2 separate regions of the Homo sapiens genome follow, and region 2 is linked to region 1. A link is a loop called in an ENCODE intact Hi-C map of the cell type or tissue named here. Cell type or tissue: ascending aorta. All regions are shown on one strand. Each heading gives the region's core, and the rest is flanking DNA. Links, peaks and the distances in the headings are about the cores only. Region 1 has its middle 24 kb from the start of LINC00877. Region 2 has its middle 83 kb from the start of LINC00870.

Region 1 (2,916 bases), core at 212-2,711:
TGACTCTGCATCCCCTCCTAGAAGGACCTATGTGATTACACTGGGGAAGGTGTGATCACCCAGAGAAAGTAGGATCACCTCTGCATCTTCAAGGTCCTCCATTTAATCACATCTGCAAAGTTCCCATTGCCATGTAAGGTAACACATCCACAGGTTTTAGGGATTAGGACCCAAACATCTTTGGGGACCATTAGTCTGTCTACCATAACCCCAGAGGTATCTGGGACAGCACCCAATAATCAGAATCATTAATATTTCTATAGCAAAATGTCTGAATTGTTTGTGCTAAATAGTATACTTCAGAAGTCAGCAAACTACACCCTGTGGGCCAAATCCCACCTGTTTATGTAGATCAGGTTTTATGGGAACACAGCCATGCCCACTTCTTATGGCTGCTTCCCTGCTGCAAGGGTAGAGCTGAGTGCCAAAAATACTATCTGGCCCTTTACGGGAAAAAAAAATTGTCAACCTCTGGTATAAATGATCTTTCTAAATAATTCAGGTCAGTTTTGCCACCAAATGACTGTAAACCTACAGAAAATCTTTTGGTTTTCAAAGTTGTTGAATTTTGGAAGCACAAACAGTGGAACATGGGCCCCTAGTTAGTGACAGAGCAGAAGACTCAACCCCACATTACTGCAGAGCCCATGCTCTTCATCCAAACAAGCTACAGCCCCATGTCCTTAGTATTTAAGAGTGAAATGGACCCATTTTAGGATCACAGATACCCAAAAGCTTAGGGCCATATGTGGCCCTGGGCATCATTCGGTTCCCATGGATGAATAAGATAACAGTCTGCAGGCCAAGTCAGAACAGAGGCACATTCATCATGCAGCACTTTAGCAATAATGCACCTGAAAGATTTTAGCCAGGAGTGGACACTCTTTTTTACATTTTTACTTTTTCCTGGAGACAGGGTCTTGCTCTGTCACCCTGGCTGGAATGCAGTGGCACAATCATAGCTCACTGCAGCCTCAAACTCCTGGGCTCAAGCGATCCCCCAGACTTCAGCCTCCCAAGTAGCTGGGACTCGAGGCACATGAGACCACATCCTGCTAATATATATATATTTTTTTTACTTTTTTAAAGACAAGGTCTTGCTATGTTGTCCAGGCTGGTCTTGAACTGCTGGCCTCAAGCAAGCCTCCCACCTCAGTCTCCCAAGTAACTGGGACTACAGGTGCGACCTACCATACCCAGCAGTGGATACTCTTTTGGTTAGCCGCAATCACCCACATTCCCTGCCTCTTTATTGTCTCACCCAATCTCCTTCATGATAGATGTTTCCAGCCTGGTCCCTGAAGGCTTTTGAGATTTGAATGTTGAGACCTAATCTTCCTCTTCTATGCTATAGAGGGAGACAAAAAAAGTTCAACAGCAAAGCCTCTCATATAAGGTCACAGAAAATAAGTGGCCAAGTTGGGACCAGAACACAGGTCTCCTGTCCCCTCCACCAATCTCTTCTACTTCACTCTTAGGTACTTATTTTGGCTCGGGGCCACTGATGATTCATACCACCAGCTTTCACTGGCTGCTTCTGCCTGCCACGTCAGTCCCCTTCTCTGCTTGACTTTGTTTTCCCTGCAGGTCACCAGTAAATCACTTGCCTAAACAATCATCACCTTCAAATGTTCAGTGCTGGTCCCAGATGTCGTAATCTCTCTTGGCTTCGTTTGATGCTCTGGAAAGAAGTTTCCTTGGAGATCTTCCAAATCCAGGACTGGAAACTTGTTATCACATGAATTTAAGGCCACGTCAGATCTCGGCTTTCAAAATCATCACAGCTTACCTCTCCTCTAACACAACTGAACTGTGGCCTGCAGGCGAAGGTGCCCAAGTCTTGGCTGATCCCTTCTAGATGGAGTTCTGGGGTCTTGTTTTTGGAAGGAACAACTCTTGGCCTGGAGATGATGATCTACTGACATCATTCTCCCCGTGGTCATTCCTGCAGGAATTCCAGAAGAAAAGCAAAGCATCTACCTTAATTAGAATAGGTACAAAATATCTTCCAGCTGTTGGCCTTTCGTGAGGGTGATAAAGTTTCTTTTACTGAGTACTTTTCCTCTGGTTTAGGCTCAGTTAAACGTCATCCATAAGGTATCCACCATAGGGATGCAAATCACTTTTGAATTAGAATCCCTCACCATAGGTTCAGGGATAAGGGCCAAGAGTACTCAACTATGTTCCATGGCGTTTTCTTTTTGAGAGACATTGCGAAGAGTTAGATGTTTCTAGAAGTGAATGTCTGTTTTCTCTGCATTGGAATGTGGCTATTATCTTCATCACTGCTTAGTCCCTTCAACTAGTATATGGTCATTGATGTAGACTGAGAGTTGTACCTGGAAGAGGTCTTGTACAAGGAAGAAAAAGTTGATTCTCCCATAATTTCCATCAACGAACCTCCTCTAGCCATTCCAATGAACATACAACCTCAGTGGAAATAATGAACGTCTCTGCAGGAGCACTTCACTTCCACGCTATGACCACACCATCCCCTTTCTTCTGCCGTATTGTCCCCAAACACCTCTGGTTAGAAGTTTTGGAGGACCTTGACTGGAATTCAGACAATCTTATTGGAACTTTGAGAATTGTGTACTTGGATAATTAGCGTACAATCTCCACCATTCAACCTGATGTTTTGTTTTGTTGTTTTCCCTTGGATACATATATAGATATCTTTTCACAGGCTAAAGTTTTTTTTTTAAACAGGGTCTCACTTTGTCACCCAGGCTGGAGTGCAGTGGTGCAACCACAGCTCACTGCAGCCTCAACCTCCTGCGCTCGAGTAGTTCTCTCTCCTCAGCCTCCTGAGTAGCTGGGACTACAGGTTCACCACCGCACCCAGCTAATTTTATTTATTTATTTATTTTTGTAGAGAAGGGCTTTTGCCATGTTGCCCAGGCTGGTCTCAAACTC
Region 2 (2,916 bases), core at 213-2,712, 110 kb before region 1:
CAGCCTGGCCAACGTGATGAAACCCCGTCTCTATTAAAAATACGAAAATTAGCCGGACACGGTGGTAGGTGCCTGCAATCCCAGCTATTCAGGAGGCTGAGGCACAGGGATTGCTTAAACCCAGGAGGTGGAGGTTGCAGTTAGCTGAGATTGCACCACTGCACTCCAGCCTGTGTGACAGAGCAAGACTCTGTCTCAAAAAAAAAAAAAAAAAAACAAAGGCTCAAGTGTGCTCTGTGCCCTTCCACCATGTGAGGGTGCAGCAACAAAGTATCATCTATGAAGCAGAGACCAGGTCCTCATCAGACACTGAATCGCTGGTGCCTTGATGTTGGACATCTCAGCTTCTAGAACTGTGAGCAACAAATTTCTGTTGTTAATACATTACCCAGTGTAAGGTACTTTGTTCCAGCAGCTCGAACAGATTGACAGGGATTTTTTGTTAAAGTGCAGATTGTGATTCAGGAGGTCTGGGCCAGGGCTTGAAGTTCTGCATTTCTAATAAACTGAGACTCCCTATCCATGAGCACACTTTCACTAACAAGAACATAGAGTTTCACTGAGCAGTATGGTAGTCAGTAACCACACGTGACTATTAAGCATTTGAAATATGGCTGGTCTAAACTAAGATGTGCTATAAGTGTAAAATACACACCGGATTTCAAAGACTTAGCATAAAAAACATCATAAAATATCAAATTAATTCTTTTTTAAAATTATTGCATTAATACTATTTTGAATTATGCAGGGGTCAGGTAAAATGTAGGATTAAAACTAATTTCACCTGTTTCTTTTTACCCTTTTTGGTGTGGCTAGTAAAAAATTTGAAGTTACATATGTGGCTTACATTATAGTTCACATAATGTGTCCATTGGACAGCGCTGGCTTAGAGGGCTGATATTTGATTGGCTCAAATACCTCCTCCTTCTGAAAGCTTCTTGACTACTTCAGCTGAAGATGTTTCCCATAGGCATTTCTTTTTCAAAAACTATTTACGTGTCACTTTTCATCTGTTGCTTTGCTCTGTAGTTTTTTGGGTCCATGTCAGTTTGCAGCTAGGTTCTAGAGCCCCTCAAGGGCAGACACCCTCTAGTTCTGTCTCTCCCACAGCTACCCCGCTAAGCCTGGCATTCTCTTCATAACGCAACGATTGTTGAGAAAGCAAATTCCAGTGAGTCAGGTTCCTCTGTTGGCCATGCAGTTGCTTCTGGAGGGAATTTGGCTGAGTGTTGCACTGCAGAGGCCAGAGTGGAATTTCATTCCCTGGACCCGGTTAATGAGGTTTGGCAGAACTGCTGCTTACAGGCTGAAGGAGCACCATTCCCTGGACAAAGGGAGGAAGGCAGAGGAACTGGGGACCTGTGAGGGAAGAATTTCCATGGGCCACCATTCCTCAGGTAGCAGGGTCATTGCATTCAAAAGCCCAGGCAAATCGATGGTTTTCTCTCTCCTGCTTCTCTCTTTCCTGTGGTCAGAGAGTTATGGTCCCAGAATGTTGTTCTGTGGGAAGAGGCCCAGTCATCTCTTTCTCTCTCCTCAATCCCATTTCTTCCCTTCTTTTTACCTAGGAATTGGGCTGTCTCTCTCTCTTTCTCTGGTTGCATTTCACCAGCTAAGGAGTTGCATTGGCTTCTGCTCTCCTCTCTTGCTCACCTACATTGTGAGGTAAGATCTGAGTTGCAGGTTTGCTTTGGGGAATCTTGTGGGCAGGGTTCCCCAAATGCAGACTCTGAGATGGAGTTTGGGGTGCAAGATGTTTATTAGGGATCAAGTCTTCTGAAGGGAAGGGGAAGGAAAGAGGATCAGGAAAAGGGAGAAGTCAGACTGTAGCACAGGCCTGACAAAGCCCCAGGCTCAGCCAACCAGCAGGGGCAGGGAGCAGGGAGTGGGCATCGCCTGTCACTGTCCCCTTGCTGGGCTGAAATGGCCTGGCCTTTACACCCTGCCTTACACAGTGACTAGGTGTGAGCTGCCTGGGTGAAGCAGGACCTCAGGTCAGGACCTCTGCAGCTGAGGCTGCCTCTGAAGGAGCTGACAGTTGAGGCTGCAGCTGTCCATATCCCCACAAGGCCCTTCTCTAAAGAGTGGCCTCTGCATGAACCACAGACCCTGCAGCAAGGGCTTGGGTACAAGTAGTTCACGTGGGAGGTGATCCTAATGATACAGGAGGGGGCAGGAAAGTGCTGGGTAGAGAAGGGTAGGGTGCTGGTGAAGGCTCCACCCAAAGGCCTGTGCCCATGGACATAATGAGGACAAGCACTCCTGTTGTGGTGCCCAAATGTTGCATTTTCCAAGACCACTATGGCCTGCCACGCCCCCCATCCTGTGCCCATATAAACCCAAGAGACCTTAAGTGGACACACACACAAGTGACTGGATGTCGAGAGGAACAGAGGAGCGGAAGAGCATACTAACAGACACCAGCAGATGCTGGCAGGCCATTGATGGCGGGAGGACATGGAATTCAGCAGGGGGTGGTCGGAGGAAAGTCTAACTGCTGGGAGGTCCAACTCCAGGAGAAGACCACCTTCCCACTCCATCCCCTTTCTGGCTCCCCATCCATCTGCTGAGAGCTACTTCCACCACTCAATAAAACCTTGCACCCATCCCCAAGCCCACATGTGATCTGATTTTTCTGGTACACTAGAGCAAGACCTGGGATACAGAAAGCCCTCTGTCCTTGTGATAAGGCAGAGGGTCTAATTGAGCTGATTAACACGAGCCACCTGCAGAGGGCAAAGCTGAAAGAGCGCACTTTAACACCCACCCATTGGGGCTTTGGGAGCTGTAAACAACCCTAGACGCTGCTGTTGGGTTAAAGCCCAAAAACGCTCCCCACGACCTGCCCATCTGCATGCTCCCCCTAGGGGTTTGAGCAGTGGGGCACTGAAGAAGAGAGCCACAGCCCTGTCGCAC

The links. A loop is a pair of places that touch in the nucleus more often than their neighbours do. Peaks named below come from ENCODE experiments on the same cell type or tissue, not always from the same donor. Only the 100,000 strongest peaks of a DNase experiment are listed, where the experiment ranks them.
Region 2: it touches region 1 in a loop (1.9-fold over the local background); 4 of 110 quality-filtered maps call a loop at or near these places.

The regions. Positions count from the first base shown.
Region 1 is chr3:72,122,894-72,125,809 of GRCh38, reverse strand. No RefSeq gene overlaps it. Among named protein-coding and RNA genes, the nearest start is that of LINC00877, 24 kb to the right of the region's middle. In ascending aorta, for the core only: no CTCF peak of the experiment used is centred there; a DNase peak (open chromatin) is centred at 1,539; H3K27ac peaks cover 951 bases.
Region 2 is chr3:72,232,897-72,235,812 of GRCh38, reverse strand. No RefSeq gene overlaps it. Among named protein-coding and RNA genes, the nearest start is that of LINC00870, 83 kb to the right of the region's middle. In ascending aorta, for the core only: no CTCF peak of the experiment used is centred there; a DNase peak (open chromatin) is centred at 1,192.